3 separate regions of the Homo sapiens genome follow, and regions 1 and 3 are each linked to region 2. A link is a loop called in an ENCODE intact Hi-C map of the cell type or tissue named here. Cell type or tissue: dorsolateral prefrontal cortex. All regions are shown on one strand. Region 1 overlaps S1PR3 (sphingosine-1-phosphate receptor 3). Region 2 overlaps DAPK1 (death associated protein kinase 1). Region 3 overlaps LOC124902201 (syncytin-A-like).

Evidence for each region. Hi-C counts contacts between places; a loop is a spot of excess contacts. Peaks named below come from ENCODE experiments on the same cell type or tissue, not always from the same donor. Only the 100,000 strongest peaks of a DNase experiment are listed, where the experiment ranks them.
Region 1: a loop joins it to region 2, with 11 times the contacts of the local background. A loop is called at or near these places in 5 of 110 quality-filtered maps.
Region 3: it touches region 2 in a loop (4-fold over the local background); 49 of 110 quality-filtered maps call a loop at or near these places.

What each region holds. Positions count from the first base shown.
Region 1 is chr9:88,994,789-89,002,788 of GRCh38, forward strand. S1PR3 (sphingosine-1-phosphate receptor 3) reads left to right here. Exons shown (of 2, transcript NM_005226.4): 2 at 6,266-8,000. The coding sequence starts at 6,413. The coding sequence ends at 7,549. Among named protein-coding and RNA genes, the nearest start is that of S1PR3, 7.3 kb to the left of the region's middle. RefSeq lists enhancers at 3,758-4,259, 4,260-4,759. In dorsolateral prefrontal cortex, CTCF peaks have their summits at 6,369 (motif pointing left) and 6,568; DNase peaks (open chromatin) are centred at 4,352, 6,353 and 6,863; H3K4me3 peaks cover 987 bases; H3K27ac peaks cover 3,495 bases.
Region 2 is chr9:87,680,512-87,688,511 of GRCh38, forward strand. It overlaps DAPK1 (death associated protein kinase 1), which reads left to right. Exons shown (of 26, transcript NM_004938.4): 20 at 893-1,115; 21 at 6,040-6,228. Among named protein-coding and RNA genes, the nearest start is that of CTSL, 42 kb to the right of the region's middle. In dorsolateral prefrontal cortex, CTCF peaks have their summits at 4,259 (motif pointing right), 4,462 and 6,543; DNase peaks (open chromatin) are centred at 956 and 4,270; H3K27ac peaks cover 2,998 bases.
Region 3 is chr9:88,037,507-88,045,506 of GRCh38, forward strand. LOC124902201 (syncytin-A-like) reads right to left here. Exons shown (of 7, transcript XM_047424307.1): 6 at 6,594-6,771; 7 at 1-2,605. The coding sequence starts at 1,399. The coding sequence ends at 416. Among named protein-coding and RNA genes, the nearest start is that of LINC03026, 36 kb to the right of the region's middle. In dorsolateral prefrontal cortex, a CTCF peak has its summit at 4,164 (motif pointing left); no DNase peak of the experiment used is centred here.

The DNA of each region.
Region 1 (8,000 bases), 1.3 Mb after region 2:
TAACCAGGGAAGTGCACTGACTTGCATGCTTTGAAGAAGAGAAGGGAGAAAAGATACAAAACCCTCACCTGGTTTGTCTGTAACAGTTGTTATTTCTCAGGGGAGCTGCATTAATGGGCCAAGCCTGTGCAGCTGGGTGTGTGAAGCATGCATTTTGCAATGGACTGTCTCCAAAAGCAGAGCGAGGTCACCCAAGAAATCTAGAGCAAGGGAAAATACTCATTAGCAAAGGAATTTTGCTGGAGCCTTGTAACGGCCGACTCATTATTTCCTTTCCAAGTTATTTTAAATGAAATTTTAAAAAACATCTTGCTTTCCAAGAAATTTTGCTTGTTGGCATATGTTTGGTGTTTTGATTCAGTTTGGAGGATGAACTAGTTAATTTCCCTGGGAGTACATGCCTATTAAAAATATAGCATCCTGCATCTGACCAAGATGCTATCTTACTATCTTATTGTGCCTATCTTTTATGCGGAGAGAGAAAGGGGGGTGTTGGGAAGGAGACCAGACTGTGGAAACATTTTCTTTATTTTTTCTCTTTTTCTTCCTTTTATAGTTTGTTTATTTTTCAACTTGACATGGGTAGAGAAAGCGAATCGCTAGTATAGAAAGCACATCTGGAATCCATCCGGCCTCCTCTCTCTGGCTCACCCTCCTCCCAGCAATGTTTCTCCTTGGAAGTTGGGGGAAGGTAGGCACCTCTGACCTTGGCAGGGTCTAACTTGGGGTCATCCACTGCATACTCATCTTCCAGAAGGCGTCTTATTCCTCCTCGACAAAAAAAAAATGTGTTGGTATTAAAATGCTTTGAGGTAGGCTGGATGAACCCAGCTTAGTGAGGATGACATGAAAACCCTTAGCTAATGGGGTCTTTATTGAGTAGAACTCAGGTAAGTTCAGATGTAAGCAGTGTCTCTCAGTAAACATGAAAAGACTGAAGATGCAGACAATCAAATACTTAAGTCTCTTGAAGAGCTGGGTGGTGGGCGGGGGTCTTCCCAGGTGGTCAGGGAGATGTGTTAGTGTAGCACTTGGAAGAGAGTGGAACGACCAGGCAAGGATGTGCCGTGGAGGTGGGCAGTGGGAGCAGCCCAGTGTCAGCATCTGTATTGGTTAGAAGACCACCGCTAATGAGGAGGAGCGTCTCTACCCTGCAGCTGTCTGTACTCCTGTGTCTTCCGTAATGTGCCAAGCTCTCTGAATATATGCAAAACTAGTCTGCAAAAAGCCATATGTCTCAGCATCTGGCTTTATTTCTAAGTGTTCAGGTGGAATTTAAGCCGCGATCAAATTTACAATGTCACTGCCAGCTCTGGACACTTACTTTTGGAATAAAGCAAAGAGTGAACACTAATACTGCATCAGTCTTGCCCTCTGTTAGGGGCCGCCCCTTCTCCCCACACCAGTTTTGCAAGATGGGCTGGCTGGGGTCTGAGAAACCCAGTGCCTCCGAGTCATGGTTAAAGCCCATCTCAGACACCAACACACCGCTCACAAATCAACATCGACCTGCGAAAACATGGACATGTGTTCGCCAAGAGAACATCCTCAATCAATCCCAGCAGTGCTACTTGATGATAATCAACACATGGGCCATGGAAGAAATTACCCCATGTCCATAAACAAGAATGAATAGAGGGTAGTGTATCTACCCACACCATGAGAGCAAGAATATTCAGCATGCAGGTGCATCTATGTGCATGACTCGTACAAGCATCATGGGGAGAGGAAAGCAATGGACACAATTGTATCCTGTAGGGTTTCATTCACGTGAAGGTCAGAAGCAGGCTAAACTCACCTAGGGGAGAGTCCTATCCCAGGTAGTGGTCATGCTTGGGGACAGGTGGTGACTAGGAGGGGCACAAGGAAGGCTGCAGGGTCCGGCCCATCTTGTTGCTGGCCTGGGTGCTGGTCTCACTGATCTCTGTGTGGTGGGGCAGGTCAGCCTCCCAGGCCTGCTGGTGCCTGCAGTGCCCAGCACTCCTGCCGTGCCTGGCAGTGTTAGTACCAATCCGCCAGAGTGACTGACTCCCCTCTTGCCCTGAGTAGGGCTTGCTGACTCCAGGAGCCTCAGGGCGGGGTGGGCTTTGAGCTTTCTTCTAGCAAACTTGAGGTCTGTGGCTGGTACCCCTCAGGAGCGGAGGGGAACTCTTGTCCATGAGATGCTTTTAACCGTGCGCAATAATGTGTAGACGCATCCAAAATCAATCTGGCCTTTAGCCCAGCACTTAACTCTTGGGATGAGGCCTGCTTTGTAAATGTTGATAATCCAGAGAAAATGAGCTTTTAGATTCCAAAGACAGCCAGATATCTTCCACTTATGCAAAATGCAGAGAATCATATTTAACAAAAGATGTTCTGGACAAATATGCTTCTTGAGGGATGAATATTTAATTATAAGGGAAATGATAAATCAAACATTAATGGGAAAATATGTTTGCCCTCAAGATTCATGATTTTGATGGGTCTCTGGCAAATCTTATACTATGTTTATTGGGGTTATTTTATTGCTGGTTATTAGTTTTTAATTGTTTGCTTGTTTTCTGCTCTGATCAATTTTTGTATAAGCCGTGGGTCTATTCACCCTCTTCTCTCCATTCCCGGGAGCAAGTCCACATCTGGCTGTTGGATGCATGGCAAAAGCAAAGGTGTGGAGAAGGTTCAGAGGAGACAGGACATGTATAAAATGGTAGGGTCAGGTTGTCATGGGGGAAACTGAGGCACAGGAGGCAAGCTGAGTTAGTACAAGAACAGTCTGAATCATAACGACATGCCAGTATTACCTAAAAGGATGAGGAACATGGAGCTGTACTTGAATCCCTACGTGAGCTGGGGAAAAGGGGCCTCAGGAATCACTGACATTGGAACCAAGGTTTGTCTGCAGCTTGTCGGTTTCTGGGACAGAAACCCAACATACTGGAGTGGGTATCCCAGCAATCTGTAGGATAAACCAGGACACTGTGGTGTCATGGATAGCTGGCTGTCTGCCAGGTGATGGCCCCTCTGGTTGCAATGTGAGCCGGGCAGGTCATCCATTTGGCAGCATGGTGAGGGCTCTGGCCCCAGTTGCTATGGGAGGGAGGATGCTGGCACAGGGCACTGTTCACAGACTGCCTTTGCTCCATGCCTTTTCCATGAGCATGAGTGGCTGTTCGTGTGGGAAACGGCAGAGCCCTCGCGGTCCCCATCAGCACTGTGCAGTGGTACCGGAGGTGGCAGGAGACAGCCTGATGGCCCAGGTTGTCTTCATACCCGGCTTCATGCCAGGGTGCATGCCGGGCATAGCACATGTGTCCCTGAGAGGCCCCTGATCAGGGGTGGAAACCCAGCAAAGTGAAAATCAGAAATAGTGATTCTCCAGTTCCTGTTCACAGATAAAGAAAGAAAGAAATAATAAGCAATACTAGGCCTGGTGTGGTAGTTCACACCTGTAATCCCAGCACTTTGGGAGGCCAAGGCAGGCAATCACTTGAGGTCAGGAGTTCAAGACCAGCCTGGCCAACATGGTGAAACCCCGTCTCTACTAAAAATACAAATATTAGCCGGGCATGGTGGCGGGCGCCTGTAGTCCCAGCTACTCAGGAGGCTGAGGCAGAAGAATCGCTTGAACCGGGGAGGCGGAGGGTGTGGTGAGCCGGGATCGCACCGCTGCACTCCAGCCTGGGTGACAGAATGAGACTCCATCCCAAAAACAAAACAAAACAAAACAAAAAACAAACAAAAACAACTAAAAGGACAGTATCTTTTTAGCACCCATCAGTGTACAGGATGCTGGGGAGGGTACTGTGAACTTACCCATGGTGAAAGTCCCTGTGTTAATGGATAAGCTCAATGCTCAGAAAATGCTGCTGACTGTGGTATTGCCCCATTTAAAGAGACAGTTTGCAGTACGTTTTCAGAAGTGGCATGCAGCCTCAGAGAAAAGTCACCAGGGGCTGGCATGATTCCAGAAAATGTTACAGAGCAAGTGGAATTTGACTTGAGGCTTGAAGGATGGGCAAGATTTAAATAAAATTCAGAAACGGTAGAGAGGGAGGGGCTGGGGGGAAGGCTGCCCACTGGACTGTCCTGTTTGCCTCCAGGAGAACCTACAGGCAAGACATGGTCTCTTCTCAGGTGAATGGGAAGCCAAGTAGGGCTGGCATGGGTGAGCCACAGCTCGAGGAGGCAGGCCCCGGGCCCTGCGCTGCCTGTCATGGCTCATGAGTGATGGGAGAGATCTGGGCAGGCAACCTCCTCTCATCCTGCATCATCAGCCTGGACTTGGAACTTGGCTGCTTTTTCTTTCTGCAGTTAGCAGAGGGCCTTGGCCAACACATAAGCCTTTCTGCCAGCACTTGGCATTCCAGCTGACCTCGACCCAAGGCCTCTGTGACTTCAGGAGGCGGCAGCTGGGAAGGGTCAGGGCAGTTCCAGGCAGAGCACAGACGTCAGCTCAGACATCCTACCCCCCGCCAACCCCCCGCCCCCGGGGTTTCCAGAGCAACCAACACCACCAAGCTCCAGGACACTGGAAAAAAAATCTTTGCAAAGAAGCAAGGGGCCATCTCAGAAAATCCAGGTCCCCCAAATTGATGTAGGGAGAGGAGGGCTTTGACAGCATTCAGCACTCCAGAGGGTCACGAGGATACAGAAACCATTTGGAGCCACCTCTGCTTCTCAGCCCCACCCAGGCAAGCCCTGGATCTTCAAGGGACTGATTTGTACCTGGGAATAAACTCATGCATGGATGAGATTCAGAGTCAATCACACCCTAAAATGCAGAGCCCATAGTATTGGTGAGTTGTTCATGTGTCTCTGAAGCAAATTTAGGGCTGTGGTTCAAACATCGTAAAAGTTAAAAAAAATTCACTGGATACACACAGTAGGCTCTTTTAAATTAGCCTCATTTGAACTTAATTACATATTTAAATACTCAAATAATAAATGATGGCTGGGTGCGGTGTCTCATGCCTGTAATCCCAGCACTTTGGGAGGCTGAGGCAGGCTGATCACTTGAGGTCAGGAGTTCGAGCCCAGCCTGGCCAACATGGTGAAACCCCGTCTCTACTAAAAATACAAAAATTAGCCATGCATGGTGGCGGGTGCCTGTAATCCCAGCTACTTGGGAGGCTGAGGCAGCAGAAGCACTTGAACCCAGGAGGCAGTGGTTGCAATGAGCCGAGATCGCACCACTGCATTCCAGCCTGGGTGACAGAGCAACACTGTGTCTCAAAAGAAAATTTTTTTTAATAAAAATAAAAAATAAAATAAAATAAGTGAGTCCACTGAAAGCGGTTTCTACCTTGATAGTTGGGTGTGTGGCGTCATCAACATCACAGAAGGCTGATCGATATTACCAGGTGTGGTTGAGTGCAAGTGTTTGAGGTCTCGTGGGGGAAGAGTTTGGAATTCAGAATCCATTGAGGCCTTCACTCACCACTTTCCCTCTCTCGCTGTGTTCCCAAATGTGCCACTTTTCTGTTGGCTCACATGCACCCATGCTCTATTTGATATTCAGGGCTCTGAATTTCAAGCCAGACTCAGTCAGTGTGATTGTCACTGCTTTCCTGTCCTTCCTTTATCATCTGTAGACTTGGGTCCCGTTTTTGCAGGTTGATGTTCTGTCTTCGCTGGGCTCTGGACTCACTGCTCACGAGTGCGGTGTCTGCATGGGCACTGCCCAGACATGCACTGTTGGTCCCTCGATGGCTGCATGGTCAGGCCTCAGGGCTCTCTGCCAGGCCGACCTACAGCCCATACAGACCTGATTTCTGGGCCTGGATCCAGGGGATGCCATCTGGGAAGTGCGGGATCTTCCCACGATGTCACTGTAAAACTCACCAGGGAGGTTTTAGAAATTGAACCGGCATCATTCAGATTCCATCCTGCTTTTTGGTCCTGAGAAAATCCTGCTTTTCCCTGAGTAACTGGGATAATGGGTCACCAGCTCCCATGCCCTAGATGAGGACTAGTTAGCATTTTCTAGTGCCTGGAGATTTCCAGATGGAAGCTGTACTTGGGTCTGTGTATCTTTGTTACAGGATTCAATAATTCATGCACTGAATTTCCCTTCCCGGCAACTCCAGACACCAAATCGCTTCCCATGGTGTCCCCCAATCACTTAGGAATTTAGCCTGTGTCTAAAGACCCTCTCTGCAGCCTGACGTGGCTAGCCATCCCAGTACTTCCACGTTTTTCATGCCTTTCTCCAACAGCGTTGCCGTGGCCCCTTAGGCGGCGATCGTTTTATCAATGGTCGCTCCCTCTTTTTATCTGTTGGCAGGAGCCCTTTTTCAACGCCCTCGCTGGAGTCTGGCCTGCACGCCTTGCTGAATGAAGCCGGAACCTCAGCCCCGCTTCCCTTTGAAATGAATGTTCCTGGGGCGCCCTCTCGTGGATTTTGGAGCTAATCGTCTGTGAATGCCAAGTGATGGCAACTGCCCTCCCGCCGCGTCTCCAGCCGGTGCGGGGGAACGAGACCCTGCGGGAGCATTACCAGTACGTGGGGAAGTTGGCGGGCAGGCTGAAGGAGGCCTCCGAGGGCAGCACGCTCACCACCGTGCTCTTCTTGGTCATCTGCAGCTTCATCGTCTTGGAGAACCTGATGGTTTTGATTGCCATCTGGAAAAACAATAAATTTCACAACCGCATGTACTTTTTCATTGGCAACCTGGCTCTCTGCGACCTGCTGGCCGGCATCGCTTACAAGGTCAACATTCTGATGTCTGGCAAGAAGACGTTCAGCCTGTCTCCCACGGTCTGGTTCCTCAGGGAGGGCAGTATGTTCGTGGCCCTTGGGGCGTCCACCTGCAGCTTACTGGCCATCGCCATCGAGCGGCACTTGACAATGATCAAAATGAGGCCTTACGACGCCAACAAGAGGCACCGCGTCTTCCTCCTGATCGGGATGTGCTGGCTCATTGCCTTCACGCTGGGCGCCCTGCCCATTCTGGGCTGGAACTGCCTGCACAATCTCCCTGACTGCTCTACCATCCTGCCCCTCTACTCCAAGAAGTACATTGCCTTCTGCATCAGCATCTTCACGGCCATCCTGGTGACCATCGTGATCCTCTACGCACGCATCTACTTCCTGGTGAAGTCCAGCAGCCGTAAGGTGGCCAACCACAACAACTCGGAGCGGTCCATGGCACTGCTGCGGACCGTGGTGATTGTGGTGAGCGTGTTCATCGCCTGCTGGTCCCCACTCTTCATCCTCTTCCTCATTGATGTGGCCTGCAGGGTGCAGGCGTGCCCCATCCTCTTCAAGGCTCAGTGGTTCATCGTGTTGGCTGTGCTCAACTCCGCCATGAACCCGGTCATCTACACGCTGGCCAGCAAGGAGATGCGGCGGGCCTTCTTCCGTCTGGTCTGCAACTGCCTGGTCAGGGGACGGGGGGCCCGCGCCTCACCCATCCAGCCTGCGCTCGACCCAAGCAGAAGTAAATCAAGCAGCAGCAACAATAGCAGCCACTCTCCGAAGGTCAAGGAAGACCTGCCCCACACAGCCCCCTCATCCTGCATCATGGACAAGAACGCAGCACTTCAGAATGGGATCTTCTGCAACTGATCGTCTCCATGCGCCCTGCTCTGCGGCTGTGTTCTTATTTATTGCATGCGTCGCTTCCACAGGGGCCCCTCAAGAGCTGTGACTCGGGAGAGCTACCTTACTTTGACCAACAGCCTGCCCAGTGTGGATGTCTCTTACAGAGGGGGCCCAAGGAATCACCACCCCGCTTCAGTGTAAACAACGTGCCTTGTCCACTTTGGGCTCCAGAGTCTTTCAGATGTACTAAGCTGCTGACATCATCCACTGCCTTCTGCTGCATCCTAGACACCCTCCCTGTTGTTCACAGAGAGGGAAGGTCGTGGGCCACACAATGCTGTGTGACCCTCTCCGTGTGCCTCTGAATGGTGTTTTGATGATTTTACACTACATTTCCTGTGCGTAGAATGGATGCTTGTATATTCGTACATCTCTATGTTACACAGAATTTGTGTTGCAGGTGTTTGCCATGTGG
Region 2 (8,000 bases):
ATCAAAAGTGCTAGTAGCTATTTAACAGTAAGATAAGGTTCCTATTCCAGACCTACAGTTATGAAGTGGACATTTGGGCCATCCAATTATGTTTTTCTGATAAATTTCTAAATAAAGTGTGGGGGTCACACACACACACACGCGCACACACACACACACACATTGAAGGCTTCACAGTTGCTCCATCCAACTTGTCATGCATCAAAATGCAATGGAAATAGGCAGATTCTTAGAGACAGAAAACATCTCTATGGTTGCCAGGGGCTGAGCAAAGAGGGGAATGAATGGCAAGTGACTGCTCACGGGTACAGAGCTTCCTTTTGGGGGTGACACAAATGTTCTGGAAGGAGACAGCAGTGATGGTCCTGCAGCACTGAAAATACACTAAAAGCCTCTGAATTTCACAGTTGAAAATGGTGACTTTGATGTTATGTGAATTTTACCTGAATTTTCAAAGTTTTCATTGGAGATAGAAATAAACATACCGCCAGGCACGGTGGCTCACACCTGTAATCCCAGCACTTTGGGAGGCCAAGGCGGGCGGATCACCTGAGGTCGGGAGTTCGAGACCAGCCTAACCAACATGGAAAAACCCTGTCTCTACTAAAAACACAAAATTAGCTGGGCATGGTGGCTCATGCCTGTAATCCCAGCTACTCGGGAGGCTGAGGCAGGAGAATCGCTTGAACCCAGAAGGCAGAGGTTGCGGTGAGCTGAGATCGTGCCATTGCACTCCAGTCTGGGCAACAAGAGTGAAACTCCGTCTCAAAAAAGAAAAAAAGAAACATATCTTCAGCATGGGTAAAAACTGCACACCGGGGATTAGGAATCTTGAGAATCATTATTTGCCTCTTTTTCTGTCACTCACTGGCTCTTTCTCATCCATGCTCAGGATACGCACCGAGGACTCTTCATCCAGCAGCTCCGACCCACACAGAACCTGCAGCCAAGAATTAAGCTCAAGCTGTTTGGCCACTCGGGATCCGGGAAAACCACCCTTGTAGAATCTCTCAAGTGTGGGCTGCTGAGGAGCTTTTTCAGAAGGCGTCGGCCCAGACTGTCTTCCACCAACTCCAGCAGGTTCCCACCTTCACCCCTGGCTTCTAAGCCCACAGGTAGGAACCTCCATGCTGGCCCCGTCTCTCCAGCAGGTGTTGGCTTCCGCACTCTCTCCTTTCAAGGTCTAGGGGGGAAGGGAGTTGTGTTTGGGTCACTTGGCCTATACTGGACCCTGTGGCCTTAGTGGTTTTCAGGTCCAGGTTGGCTGGTAGCCTTGTGTGTGCTGCCTGTTGTCCAGCAGTAACAGACTGACTTGGCAGTAGCAAAACAAGGGCCTCACTGAAATCACAGCCACAGACACAAAGGTCCATCCTCATAAATGTGCAAACTGCAGAATTTGCACAGTCAGCTTTGGGGACACAGTTGCAAATTGCATTGCATTCTACTCAGGGCTCTGGCCTTAGAGACAAAAAGAGCTCAAACTCAAACAGTCCAAGCATAGCACAGATCCAATAGCAGCCCAAGAAGGGTCCTCAACCCTTATCCTTCTTTCTGGAGTGCTACAGGCAGACCCAGTATTGTAGATACATAGAGCAACAAAAAGGGATTTCCAGGAAGCACCATCCTGCTCAGTTCAAGGTTGGATAGAGGTTTCCAGAGGCTCCTTAGTGGTTTTCAGGGATGGTCTCTCTGGTCACATCCACCCTCCTTGGGAACGTTTGCTGCCTTCCGGGCCTTCCACAGACAGGGTTATTGATTCACATTAGGGGGCTGTCACGAAACACCTGGCAGTGAGCAAGAGAAAATGATGCAATCTTGGGTGTGATTCCAACTGAATCCTCCTTTAGACAGAGCGAGTGAGTTTGTGGAAAGATAAGAGACCTTCCAAGAGTTTCCTAAACCAGGACAGTTTTGTGCTTTGTGCCTTGATTCATTCTCTGTATATGATGTCACAGAAGAGCCAGGTCTGTTCCCCAGGTTGATGCTAAAGTTTGTGTTTCTCTTACGTCCCCTCAGTGAGGGAGGACGCTGGGGAGCATGGGTAGCTGCGGAGAGTTGGCTGAGATTTATATTCCCTTTTCAACTTCTGTTCTCTGAACACAGCTATAGAATTGAAATGAGGAGAAGAAAGAATAACCAAAACAGAGTTATAATTCATATTATTATATTGCTGATACATATGTCAATATTTATAGAGTACTGTGTGCCAGGAACTGGAAGAAATATGGTCTGAAGGACGCCTCATTTAATCCAAGTGACAGCTTCCGAGGTGTTTTTACCGCTATTTCCCTGCAGCCTTGAGGGGTCAGTTGGCTTCTCTGAGGCGCACAGGTGGCAAATCCCAGAACATCTGGTGCCTGAGCCAGTGCTTGTCAATAACACCCTGCATAAGGAATTCACAGGCACACCTTTCCATTTTCCAGTGTGATTTTTTTGTTTTTTGTCTTTGCATATTAAGTTAAATGTTATTACAAAAGAGTCAAAACTTTAAAAAATTTAAAAGTAGATAATGGAAAAAATGTGACAGAAGGTTAAGATTAATTTATTATTAAAGAAAAAAATTTATTTTATTTATTTTTTTTTTTTTTTGAGATGGAGTCTCGCTCTGTTGCCCAGGCTGGAGTGCAGTGGTGTGATCTCGGCTCACTGCAACCTCCGCCTCCTGGGTTCAAGTGATTCTCCTGCCTCAGCCTCCCAGGTGGCTGGGACTACAGGTGCATGCCACCACACCAGGCTAACTTTTGTATTTTTAGTAGAGACGAGGTTTCACCATATTGGCCAGGCTGGTCTCAGACTCCTGACCTTGTGATCCACCTGCCTCGGCCTCCCAAAGTGCTGGGATTACAGGCGTGAGCCACCGCACCTGGCCTCCAGTGTGATTTCTGCTCTAGTTGAGGATTTAAGTGGGGTTCAGTTGCTCCCTTAGAGGGAGGCAGCACGCTCCTGCTGTGGTTAAGGGCACTGCAGCCTGAACCTCTGTGGTTAGGAGGGTGGGATATGAGAGAGAGAGAGAGGTCATGAGCTCATGATCTGGAAAGTTTGCAAGGCCTAAGTGGGTGTGCAGATGATGCCCAGGAGCCCCCATTGTGGAGTCCTGGGAGTCACCTGTGGCTCTGCCCTTGGCCTCAGAGGTGAGGTATCCATGGCCTTGCTTCTCCTCAGTATCTGTGTCTGGTCTTTGCAGCAGGTTCCTGGTGAAGGGTGGCTCTGGGTGACCCTTTTTCTGCACGCCCCACCATGGGGGGAGCATCTTTAGCCAGGGATCGGGGAGGGGGTCCTGGCGCGGGGGCAGAAGCCCCTCTGCATGAGAGCCCTAAGGTGCAGGCACACCAGCTGCTTTCAGCCCAGCCGTGGGGTCTGGGGAGGAGGCAGCTGTCCTGGTCCCTGGGCCCCCACAGTCAGTGCCGCCTGCCCCTGGTGGAGGAAGTGTGCGCTGGTGGTTGCCCCTGAAGCCTGGTGGCTGAGGGATCCCTGGGCAGGAGGCATAGCTCGGCAGCTGGACTTGGAGGTGGATGAGACAGACAAGATGCCCCCATCCCTGGACTGGGCGGGTCACCAGGCACTTGCTGCCCTCACAGCTTGTACATCAGCATCAGACAGCGCCCGGGAAATGCAGAGCAGGGCACAAGCACAGGGCACCGCGAGGGCGGCCTGGGGAGATTGGACTTTGGCAGAGGGTATGTGTGTTGGGGGCCAACGGAGCAGCGTGGCTTTGTTAGACACCCGAGGAACTGCCGCTCCTGAGCATGCCTCCAGGGACTGGGCCTGGTTCCTGAAGCAGCAACACTGTCACCTGCCAGGGGGCACTGCTCGTGCCTGGCAGGCCGTGCTGGGGTCTCTTTCAGGCCAGGGCTCTGGACACCAGTGACCTCTCCTAGAATTGTCAGGCCCTTTTCCCTTCAATGAGAGAGATGCCTACATGGCAACATTTATATCATCAGACAGCAAGAAGTTTGCTTTTAGAATTTTGGCCCTTTTCCACTGCCGTTCTCTTGAGAACGCTGGAGGCCAAGGCTGAGCTCCCAGCCAGGAGACCGGACGGGGTCCCCTCGAAGTTTTCTGTTGCACACATCACTCAGCTGTGGGGACACTGAGGGTTGTGGCTGTTGAGCTGTGGGAAGGAAAACATCCAAGGTCATAGGAGGCATGAATGTCCAGGAAGAGTATTTGAAGAAGCCATTCCTATTCCCGCGGAGAGGAGCCTGCGGGAGGAATTCCCGGTGACCAGGTAAAGTGGGTCTCCTGGGAGCCGTCACGTTACACCGCCAGGGGGCAGTAGCTAACAAAAATGATTTCCTGGGATTTCGGTGCTTCCCCATGAAATTATTGTTTTCATAACACCTTGTACAAAGCCTGTCCTAACCTTTTATCCTCCCAACGAAAACTGTCACCGAGGAGCAGGAATGACTGCCATTTACCAACGTCTGCTCTCATTAAGCACAGGGCCACATGCCACTAAAAGAAGGCTTGTTCCTGACAGGCAGGCACCCAGACACAAATTCCAGGTCACAGGGAAGTGGACAGACCCATTCTTGGGCAACCCAGCAGCTTTTGCAGGCTGGGATTAACAATATGCAGAGAAATACACTAAAATGGCAGCTATGTTGACATCAAGACTTACATCATTTTGCTTTTGTTTTCTATTTACATTCCTATCTGCCAACTTTCCTACAGAAATAGAATATGTGTTGGTGTTTTTAAGAATAAATCTTGCCCTCCTAGTGCCCTTTCTCCTTTCCCTGTACCTAATCCTGCCCTTAGGATCCACTTTTCTTCTCCTCATCCCCTCCGTTGGATACCCCCATTATCCATGTCCAAAGTCTTAACTCTTTGGTCTTTAAGTAAGGGATTACCTTGGTGTTTGGATCGCCTGTTTTAAAGTCAGATACCCAGGTGAAATGGTCACTTCTTTAGTGCCTCGCAATGTCTATTGTATTAATGGTAAACCAATGGTACTGCAGTTAAGATCAATGAATCCCTTCTCCAATGCAATTCGTTCACCAAGTTCTTACAGAGCACTCTCTGTGGGCCCTGGGTCACAGCCCTGACCAGAAAGGCAGCTTCTGCCTGCACAAGCCTGGTGGGAGAGACGGGGAGCAGGGCAGGCCAGTGAGTAACTGAGACAGTGAGGAAGCACAGGCTCTATGCCTAAACGCAGGGGACCCAGACTCTGTTATTCAGCTCCCGTACAACACCCACAAGTTCACCATTGTTTACATAATGTTTCCTTTAAACTGACTCACTTTTTAAAATGTACTAAAATACATTGATTTGAAAATGAAAGTTAATATCCCTATCATAAATGGGAACCCAGTGTCACTGCCATAAGTAAAAATAAATGCAGTGAACAGCAACCAATGTGAATAAAATCCCGCTAAACGCCAATGCCCACACCCTCTTCATTAAAAGGGAAGATGAGCAGGTGTTGAGGAAATGCTAAAATCGGAAGGCCTCAAGTGGAGACTCGCTGCAAGAACAACTGAAAGGCCTTCAAGGGAATTTCAAAAAGGAGTAGCTTTCACAGTGTGTGATTCAGCATTATTTAATGCTATGGCCTGCTACTGTCTGAAATCATTTTCCATTTAACCTGCAATAATAATCTCATGTGCAAGAGAGAGAAGTCGCTCAGTGGGAGCTGGAGGAAGACAGAGACTGCGAGTATCAGCAAAGTAGCAGGAAGTGAGAAGGGAAGAAACCCGACCTCTGCCCTCCCACCCTCTCCACAGCCTCCCGTTGGCTGACCCTAAGCAGAAATCACATGGCAAGCCAGCCTAGAGACACAATCCCTAGGACCAGCCACCCGGGCAACAGGGCGGGGCAGAAAAGGTTGTGGGGAGGTAGAGCAAGCGGAAAAGCCCACAGCCTTGCTGGGAACACTGCTGCCCTGCACGTGTGAGGGCAGACACACTCAGCCTGAAGCCAGAGTTGGGGTGGGGACAGAGGCGTGCTCCAGAAAAGGAAACCTCAGGGCCAGCCTGGGAGGGAGACAGGCACACGCTGCCCCCATCGAGTACTCATGTGATCCTTTCCATCCTGCAGTCTCAGTGAGCATCAACAACCTGTACCCAGGCTGCGAGAACGTGAGTGTGAGGAGCCGCAGCATGATGTTCGAGCCGGGTCTTACCAAAGGGATGCTGGAGGTGTTTGTGGCCCCGACCCACCACCCGCACTGCTCGGCCGATGACCAGTCCACCAAGGCCATCGACATCCAGAACGCTTATTTGAATGGTATGCCCTGCCTGCCCCAAGGGAAGGACCTCAGGTTTCCCTTCAACAGGGTTGTAAGTCATCCCTAAAGGGAGCTTGTCCTGAGCTGTATCTGTCACTTCCAGAAGGAAATCCAACACAGACTGATATTCAGAGTGAGCCAGGACTGAAGCATGGCTGGCTACCATCCCTAAACAGTGAAATTAAACACTGGGGTATTGTCAGCGCCTAGTAAAGCACTTGGCATACAGTAAGTGCTTGATAAATGACTGTGGAGTAAATTAATAATATTTGTACATATTTATGGGGTACGTGTGATATTTCATTGCGTGTATAGAATGTGTATGTAATGATCAAGTCACATTATGTGAGGTGTCCGTCACTTTGAGTTTTTATCATTTCTATGTGTTGGGAACATTTCAAGTCCTCTCTTCTAGCTATTTTGAAAAATACAACGCATTGTTAACTATAGTCACCCTATTCTGCTATTGAACACTGGAATGTATTTCTTCTATCTAACTGCATGTTTGTACCCATTAACCAACCTATCTTCATTCCCCTCTCCACACACACACACAGCCTTCCCAGTCTCTGGTATCTATCATTCTACTCCCTACCTCCATAAAATCAACTTTTTTAGCTCCCACATGTGAATGAGAACATGCAGTATTTATCTTTCTGTGCCTGGGTTATTTGACTTAACATAATGACCTCCAGTTCTATCCATGTTGCTGCAAATGACGTGATTTCATTCTGTTTTATGTCTGTGCATAAATAGTGTTCTGTTATGTGTATACCACGTTTTCTTTATTCATTTGTTCCTTGATGGACACTTAGGTCAATTCCGTATCTTTGCTATTGTGAATAGTGCTGAAGTAAACATGGGCGTGCACGTATCCCTTTGATATACTGATTTCCTTTCCTTTGGAAAAATGCACAGTAGTGGAATTACTAGATCATATGTTAGCTCAATTTTTAGTCTTTTTGAGAAATCTCCATGCTATTTTCCATAATAACTGTACTAATTTATATTTCTACCAACAGTATATAAGAATTCTCTTTTCTCTGCATCATTGCCAGCTTCTGCTATTTTTTTTTTGTCTTTTTAATAATAGCCATTCTGATTGGTGTAAGAGGGTGTCTCACTGTGGTTTTGATTTGCATTTCTTGGATGATTAGTGATATTGAACATTTTTCTCATTTACCTGTTGGCCATTTGTATGTCTTCTTTTAAGAAATTTCTATGCAGGTTCTTGCTCATTTTTGTTTTCCTTTCTTTTTCAACTTGTATTTTAGATTCAGGGGTCCCTGTGCAGATTTGTTACCTGGTCATATTGCATGATGCTGAGGTTTAGGGTACAAATGATCCCTCCCTCCCACCCCCTCTAGTAGTCCCCAGTTACTATTGTTGCCATCTTTACATCCATGAGTACCGAATGTTTAGTACCCCCTTATAAGTGAGAACATGCCATATTTGGTTTTCTGTTCCTGTGTTAATTCACTTAGGATAATAGCCTCCAGCTCCATTCATGTTGCTGCAAAGGACATGATTTTCTTCTTTTTTATGGCTTCATAGTATTTCATGATGTATATGTATCATATTGTCTTTATCCAGTCTGCCATTGATGGGCGCCTAGGTTGACTCCGTGTCGTTGCTGTTGTGAATAGTGCTGCAATGAACATACTAGTGCATGTGTCTTTTTGGTGGAACAATTTGTTTCCTTTCGGATATATACCCAGAAATGGGATTGCTGGGTCAAACAGTAGTTTTAAGTTCTTTGAGAAATCTCCAA
Region 3 (8,000 bases), 360 kb after region 2:
GCCTGCATCAATCATGATCACAGGAGCACACTGAACAAAGGAAGGAAAAGGTTTTTATCCCTAACACAGTCCCTACCTCTGTGTCACTCCCCCAGGGGCTGGGGTTGGACCGCTCATTCTAAGTTGACCCGATTGGCTATTTGTGAATACTTTTCCAAATAAGGAAGGGAAGGGGGATGTGAGTTACAGTGGTGGGAAGTGCAGTTTCAGTGGGAAGAATGGGTGCAGAGTGGGTAACCAAGGGAGCAGATGTGAGTTATTGATTAGAACTGGTGGGAAGGTTGTTCACAGTAACTAGGGACAAGGAGGCATGGACAACAAGGAAGTCGAGTTTGAGAACAAAGAATAAGGAAGTCAACAGGCTAAATCTTTGAAGAGGAATTTACTGTATCTTATAATTTCCCCCTTTCAATTGTTATGGTCCTTCCTCTTCAAACCTTTTTAACAAGTCTTGGCTTTGCTGTTCGACTTGATCCTCTAAAAGGAAAAGCTTATCTGAATAAGGTGGAGGAGAGCTAAGGGAGGTTTTAGTAAGTACTGTTTCTATAAGCCTCTGTACTAGCCCACGGATACATGGTGTGACACAACACCCAAAAAGAATGACTACACCTATTACGGCTGCAAGAGAAGTAAGAATTGAGGCTATGATTCCTTTCCATTTACCAAACCACCTTTCTAGCCATCCTGAAAAAGGGTCATTGACTCCAGAATTTTTAGCTAATTCATTGGATAAAGCAGTAAGGCCTTGTAAGGCCCTTGTTATGCTCCCACTAGGGGCAGTATTGTTTGGGATGAAGGTACAACATTGAGTTTTGATCATAACACAAACTCCACCTTTTTTGGCTAATATCATGTCTAGGGCCATTCTGTTTTCCCAAGCCATCTGGCTAGTAGGCCCTAACTGTTCAGCTATTCTTTTGACAGCATCTCTAGTGTAGTTAATAAACCGCTGCTGGTTATAATAGATGTAATTTATCCAATCTATGTTTTTACTGATAGTTACCCACCAAAATATTGATTCAAATCCTGCAGCTATCTGGTCTTGAGCTTTGAATTTGTGTGGTACTCCCTGTGGGACTCCAGTTGCGTCTAAATAAACTTGAGAGTCAAAAGACCCATAAGGGGCTTCTCTTATTTTACGGTGTTGTGGCTTTTCTTTTTCTGGTTGAAGAAATGCAAGGGCAAAAGGGATAGCGAATTGGACAAGAGTGCAAGTACCACTCCAGTTACTTGGCAGAGTGTCCAGTAAGGGTCCACCACAATACCACCATACATCCGCTACATCCGCTCGAGAATGACTAACAGCAGACTGATGGGTAAGCTCTTGGAAGGGCTTAAGCTCACTACATCCCATTAAGCTTCCACGGAATGCCAAGTTTTCCCTTGTCATGAGAGACATGAGATGAAACTGACATTGGGAGACGGAAGCTGGATGGCCCTCGGGGGCTGACCCGCAGGGTGTTGAACTTCAGGATAGAGCAGAGAGAGAGCTTGGCATGATATATTGCCCCAAGCTGTAGAATCCTGGAAGAGAGCTACCATACAGCCCATGCTTGGTCGACGGGAGGACCATCTGAGTGGAAAGGGGACAATCTGGGCCTCTGGCCTGCTGTGCGCACAAGCATAACAATTGCTTTTGTTTAAAGTGTGGACGGAATATTTAATCCATTCCATCCAGGCATTTGCATCTTGATATCCTGTTTCAATTGCTAAAGTTTGTTTTAGGTCATTTACTTCTACAATATCTATTTTGGTTTTATCTTTGGGTGGAGGAAGAACAGAACATTGGGGGATAATGTAGAAGGAATGTAGGAGGTGAAGGAGTAATAAAACATATCTCAAAATATCCAATAAGATGTGCCCCTGCTATTTCGGCTCCCATGCCATATAAGCAACTTAAAGTAGGTTTAGGGTCAGTAGAAGTTGGAATGAGAATAGAAATTTGCACTGGATTACATTGGTTATACTGGCAATTATGGGGGGTACTTTCTTTAGTGAAGTGAATGTATGGTTTTAAGGACATACAACCACCGGTTGACGAGGTCCAGCCTTGATATTCAGTTGTCCACACAACATCATTCCAGCTATGGCAGACCTGTTTTCCTGCATTCGTTAAGGAACAAGGGTCTTGATAGGGGGAGCCTTTTATCTTAAAGGGGCAGAGATACTTCTCTGAGTCTGAGAGTTGCTTTTGACTTTGGAGATCTCCACAGGGTATGACAAGACATGCATCGAAGGTAATAGTTTGGGGTGAGCTTGACCTGGTTACATTAATAATGAGGTGGTCAGCCATAGAATGAGGAAAGAAGAAGGAGTAATAGAATAGATGAAGGAGAGTTAAACTTTTCTTAGCGTTAGTTTGGTAGGGTTTTCCCCTGGGATAACGGCCCATGACTCCGGAGGTGGTGATGCTTTCTTGACTGGGGTGTGATGGGTCCATCCTTTTTCTGCTATCTGGACTGTGGTTTCAGTGTTAGGAGCACCAGGTAAGGTCCTTCCCAGGCTGGTTCGAGTTTCTCCTCTTTCCAGCTTTTGATGAGGACATGATCCCCAGGCTGATGTTGATGTACTGGGAACTCCAGGGGCCGTGCCTGTGTTTTGAGACCTTTGGTTTTAAGAAAAGAGAACGTAGAGTCTGATGAAAGCTTTTTATTTTTACTTTTTATTTTTATAAGCTCTGTTGGACTTGAGAAAGCTTTTTAAATTTTCTTTCTTTAAGCAGAATCTGATCAAATATTCAATATAACAGGAAACAGTGCATTTTATGCTTAAGGAGAAGAAAATGTAGCACATCATGATTTAGTTGTTTTTTTTGTTTTTGTTTTTTGTTTTGTTTTGTTTTGTTTTTTTGAGATGGAGTCTCGCTCTTGTCACCCAGGCTGGAGTGCAGTGGCGCTATCTCGGCTCACTGCAAGCTCCGCCTCCCGGATTCACGCCATTCTTCTGACTCAGCCTCCTGAGCAGCTGGGACTACAGGCGCCCGCCACCATGCCCGGCTAATTATTTTTTGTATTTTTAGTAGAGATGGAGTTTCACCGTGATCTCGATCTCCTGACCTTGTGATCCGCCCGCCTCCGCCTCCCAAAGTGCTGGGATTACAGGCGTGAGCCAGCGGCTCATGATTTAGGTTTTTAATACATTTCTATTTTGCAGATTGGGATTGAGACAGTTATGTTTGGTTTGGACAGTGACCCCAGTGTGATGATTGTCTGTGTGGCCTTAATGTTGACCCGGGTTGTTCTCATGAAAGATCATTTCAAGATCCATACAACCAAGATTTCAGGACTGTTGGCAAAATAGGGGAAAGTAAGTCACTATGGTGATGCAGACACTCAAAAACGTCTGTATTGGGAAACTACTTCATTTGGGTTTATAACGACCGCTTTTTTTTTTTTTTTTTTTGATACGGAGTTTTGCTCTTTCACCCAGGCTGGAGTGCAATGGCGAGATCTCAGCTCACTGCAACCTCCGCCTCCCGGGTTCAAGTGATTATCCTGCCCCAGCCTCCCGAGTAGCTGGAATTACAGGCGCCCAGCTAATTTTTGTATTTTTAGTAGAGACAGGGTTTCACCATATCAGCCAGGCTGGTCTCGAACTCCTGACCTCAGGTGATCCACCCGCCTTGGCCTCCCAAAATGCTGGGATTACAGATGTGAGCCACTGTGCCCAGCCTAGATGATTTCTTCACAGCACATATCATTAAAAAGTTATCCCAAACACTAGACATTAAATGGGAATATCATACTCTTTGGCACCCACCTTTGTCAGGTAGGGTAGAAAGGATGAATCAGACCCTGAAGAACCACTTAACCAAATTAGTTCTAGAAACTTGGCTGCCATGGATTAAATGTCTTCCTATTGCCTTGTTAAGAATCTGAACTGCCCCTCGGAAAGATACTGGCCTTTCTCCTTATGAGATGCTCTATGGATTGCCTTATTTACACTCCACTGCTGACATTCCTACATTAGAAACAAAAGACCAATTTCTCAGGAATTATATACTTGGTCTCTCCTCTACTTTCTCTTTAGAAGGCCTGGGAAATGAAGGCCTAGGTCACCTAGTTGGAGGCTTGGGTCCTTTGAACAGGGGTCTGGACCCTTTATAGTTTTTGGCCCCCTGGAGACCTTGTTTAGAAGCATATGGGTTTGGAGCCATCTGCTGGAAAGTAGATAGCATGGATTTTGCTTTTTGTTTCTGCTTTTCTTCGCCTCTCCTCACATACACTTTTTGAGCTTCTCTGAGAAGTTCACTTAGGGCTTGGTTTTCCCAATCTTCTAATTTTTGTAACTTTTAGAAAATGTCTGACCAACTTTTAGTGACATAATGGAGCTTTAACATTCCCTGTCCAAGGAGATCTTCCAAATTTAGGCCTGCATATTGTCTCATTTGCTCCTTTAGCCTGTCTAAGAATTTCATAGGCCCTTCATCTTTTTCCTGTTGTATATTAAATGCTTTAGAGAGCTTTGGGGTTCGGGTACTGATTCTCTAATTCCTTTTATTATCATTTCCCATAGGTCTTGCATATTTTCCCAGTGAGCTGCATTATTATTGTCCCACTGTGGGTCTTGGGTGGGAAATTTTTTATCTGCAGTGGAATGTTTTGACCAGGAGGGTGTTCATGTTCCCAAATTGCCATAGCAGCCCTACAGATTATGCTTCTTTCTTCCCCTGAAAAGAGGATACCTAGGATGGACATTAACTTGACCCAAGTATATAACTGAGGTCCCAAGAATTGATCAACCTGATCTGACACCCCATAAGGGTCATCTAACAATGGCTTCGTTTCCTTTTTCAAACTTTGGACTTCTGAACTGGTTAAGGGAGCATTCACAAAGCCAATAGCTCCCCCTCCTTGTGGCACCTCTTTTAAGGGGAAGAGAGTCAGGGCTGACTTCTTAGGTGTGGAGAGAAATGGGAAATTCTGGATATTCTTTTTATATTGTTCTACCTCATGCTGGAGTCCTTTTAGGGAGGAGTACTTGGGCTGGGAGGGAACAGGCTCATGGGATGATGATTCCCAAGAATCAGGATTTTAAGGAGGAGAAATAATGTGAGCAGGGGAAGGATCTGGAGCGGGATCCAGGATGGCAACAGCTGCCTGAGGGGAAGGTTTAGGGGCCCTGAGTGGGGGAAGATGGTCTAGGGGAGCCCATGTGCTGGAGTCTTTAGGCACGGGAACTGGCTTTTCTGACTCTTCATTCTGAGTTGCTAGATTGGGTTTTTCCCTAGTTGTATTTAAGGGAAAGAGGAGGACAGGTCCCTGCCTTCAACAAAGAGGATAGTCCAGTTCTTCTTAATATTTTTTTTTTTTTTGAGACAGAGTCTCGCTCAGTCACCCAGGCTGGAGTGCGGTGGCCGGATCTCAGCTCACTGCAAGCTCTGCCTCTTGGGTTCACGCCATTCTCCTGCCTCAGCCTCCCAAGTAGCTGGGACTACAGGCGCCCACCACCACGCCTGGCTAATTTTTTGTATTTTTTAATAGAGACGGGGTTTCACCATGTTAGCCAGGATGGCCTTGATCTCCTGACCTCATGATCCACCCGCCTCGGCCTCCCAAAGTGCTGGGATTACAGGTGTGAGCCACTGCGCCCGGCCTGTCCAGTTCTTCTTGAGAAACTGGACTTTTATCATTTACATATTGAATTAGAAGTTGACACATCACATCCTCATTAGACCCAAACTTTGGCCAGAAGATTGAGGGATTGAGGATGGGTCCCTGAGTCCAAATAAAATAGCAATATTTTATCATTTGTTGCTTTTTCTTATGTTTAGTCCTCTCATTATCTTTCCAATATTTCAACATGAGACCTAGGGAACTATCGGGGGAATATCTTTATTGCTATCTTTATCCATTTTTTTTTTGAGATGGAGTCTTGCTCTGTTGCCCAGGCTGGAGTGCAGTGGTGCAATCTCAGCTCACTGCAAGCTCTGCCTCCTGGGTTCACTCCATTCTCCTGCCTCAGCCTCCCAAGTAGTTGGGACTACAGGCACCCACCACTGCACCTGGCTAATTTTTTGTATTTTTAGTAGAGATGGGGTCTCACCGTGGTAGCCACAAAGGTCTCAATCTCCTGACCTCATGATCCGCCCGTCTCAGCCTCCCAAAGTGCTGGGATTACAGGCGTGAGCCACCGTGCCCAGCCCTATCTTTATCCTTTTTACTCCCTGTCTTGCTTGGGGTATTTCCCATGTTGGGTTCCAATTAGGCTCAATCTCTCATACTGGAGACTTCTTACCTATTCTTCTCTTGAGGCTTGCTGAGGCTCAATCCCTCATATTAGAGATTTCTTGCTTATCCTTTAACCCCACCTGCTGGAGGCTCTTTGCACCCTTCTCCCTTTGCTTCGCCCACTCTGGCCACTTCCCTCTTGGGAATGTTTCAGGCCCCTCTTAGCATTGATGGCGGGTCAGTATAAACCCCTGCTGGGACCCCCAAAGGGCCTCCCTAAGCCGTATGAGGTGACCACAGAACTGCAGATTGGACTCACTCACACTACACAGCAGTCATGCTTGTTGCCATTCATGTGCTTTAAGCCTCCAGAATATCCCAACCACCAAGGAAGTACTTTGTTGCTGCTGCAAAGTTTCTTACCTTAGTATGTGCACAGAGTTACTTGGTCGCCACGGTGTTGCAAGACTTTTTCTCCTCGCGATGCTGAGAGTCTGGGTTTATTCGTTGCACCAGGTGGGTCCTGATTCTTCACCCTGAGGCCACCTCAATGAGGCAGTGGGACGCGTCTCCTCATGAGAGGTGACTGGAGACCCCTTTCCTGGAGGAAAATGGGGATCCTGGATGAGTCCCCAGATTTGCTGGAAACAAATGCTCAGAGCTGCAAAGTGAAACCAGCACTCAGGCAAAGGTTTTCTCAGCAAGGCAATTTACTTCTGCAGAAGGGTGCTGCCTGTGTCAATCACGATCACAGGAGCACACTGAACAAAGGAGGGAAAGGGTTTTTATCCCTAATGCAGTCCCTACCTCTGTGTCACTACCCCAGGGGTTGGGGTTGGACCACACATTCTAAGTTGACCTGATTGGCTATTTGTGAATACTTTTCCAAATAAGGAAGGGAAGGGGGATGTGAGTTACAGTGATGGGACGTGCAGTTTCAGTGGGAAGAATGGGTGCAGAGTGGGTAACCAAGGGAAAGATGTGAGTTATTGATTAGAACTGGTGAGAAGGTTGTTACAGTAACTAGAGGCAAGGAGACATGGAGAACAAGGAAGCTGAGTTTGAGAACAAAGAATAAGGAAGTTAACAGGCTAAATCTTTGAAGGGGAATTTACTGTATCTTACATTCACCATCCACCCATTGCTCAGCAGATAGCCTGTGCTTGGCTCAGGGTCGTGCTATGAGTGCCCATCAAGGCCCTCAGGCATTGGGACATCAGGCGGCAAGTACACATGGTAGCCCCAGGTGTGAAAATGCCCAAGGAGAACATCAAGAGAGGCCACGCTGTCAGCCACCACCTCTAGACACGATGGTTGAAGAGAGCTGCCTCACTGGATTAGTGCTTCACCAGAGAAACAGAGATAAGATGATCTATCTATCTATCTATCTATCTATCTATCTATCTATCTACCTATCTATCTGAATGTAAACCAAATATAAAGTCTAAGCCTCCTAACTGACTGAATGGATCAGTGGCCAAAGGGATTCCAAAGACATGGGAAAAACTAGTTCAGGTCATGACAGGAAGGGACGAGGGGTCAGACGTGCCTCATTATACTCCCTCCCTTTTGGAGTTTAGAAAAACTGACCAGTATTATCATTAAAATAGAGATCCCAAGACTGACAACACAGATTCTGTGTAGCAATGAGATACCCACTCTGAACTGACCCTGGTATAACATCCCATGACAGATAACAGGCCCTAAAGGGAATCAAAGTATTTTATTCCAAAATTTATTTTTCTTTGACATATATTAAAATGGACCTGTAAAGCTTTTTCTTTTCTTTCTTTCTTTCTTTTTTTTTTTTTTTTTTTTGTGAAATGGCGT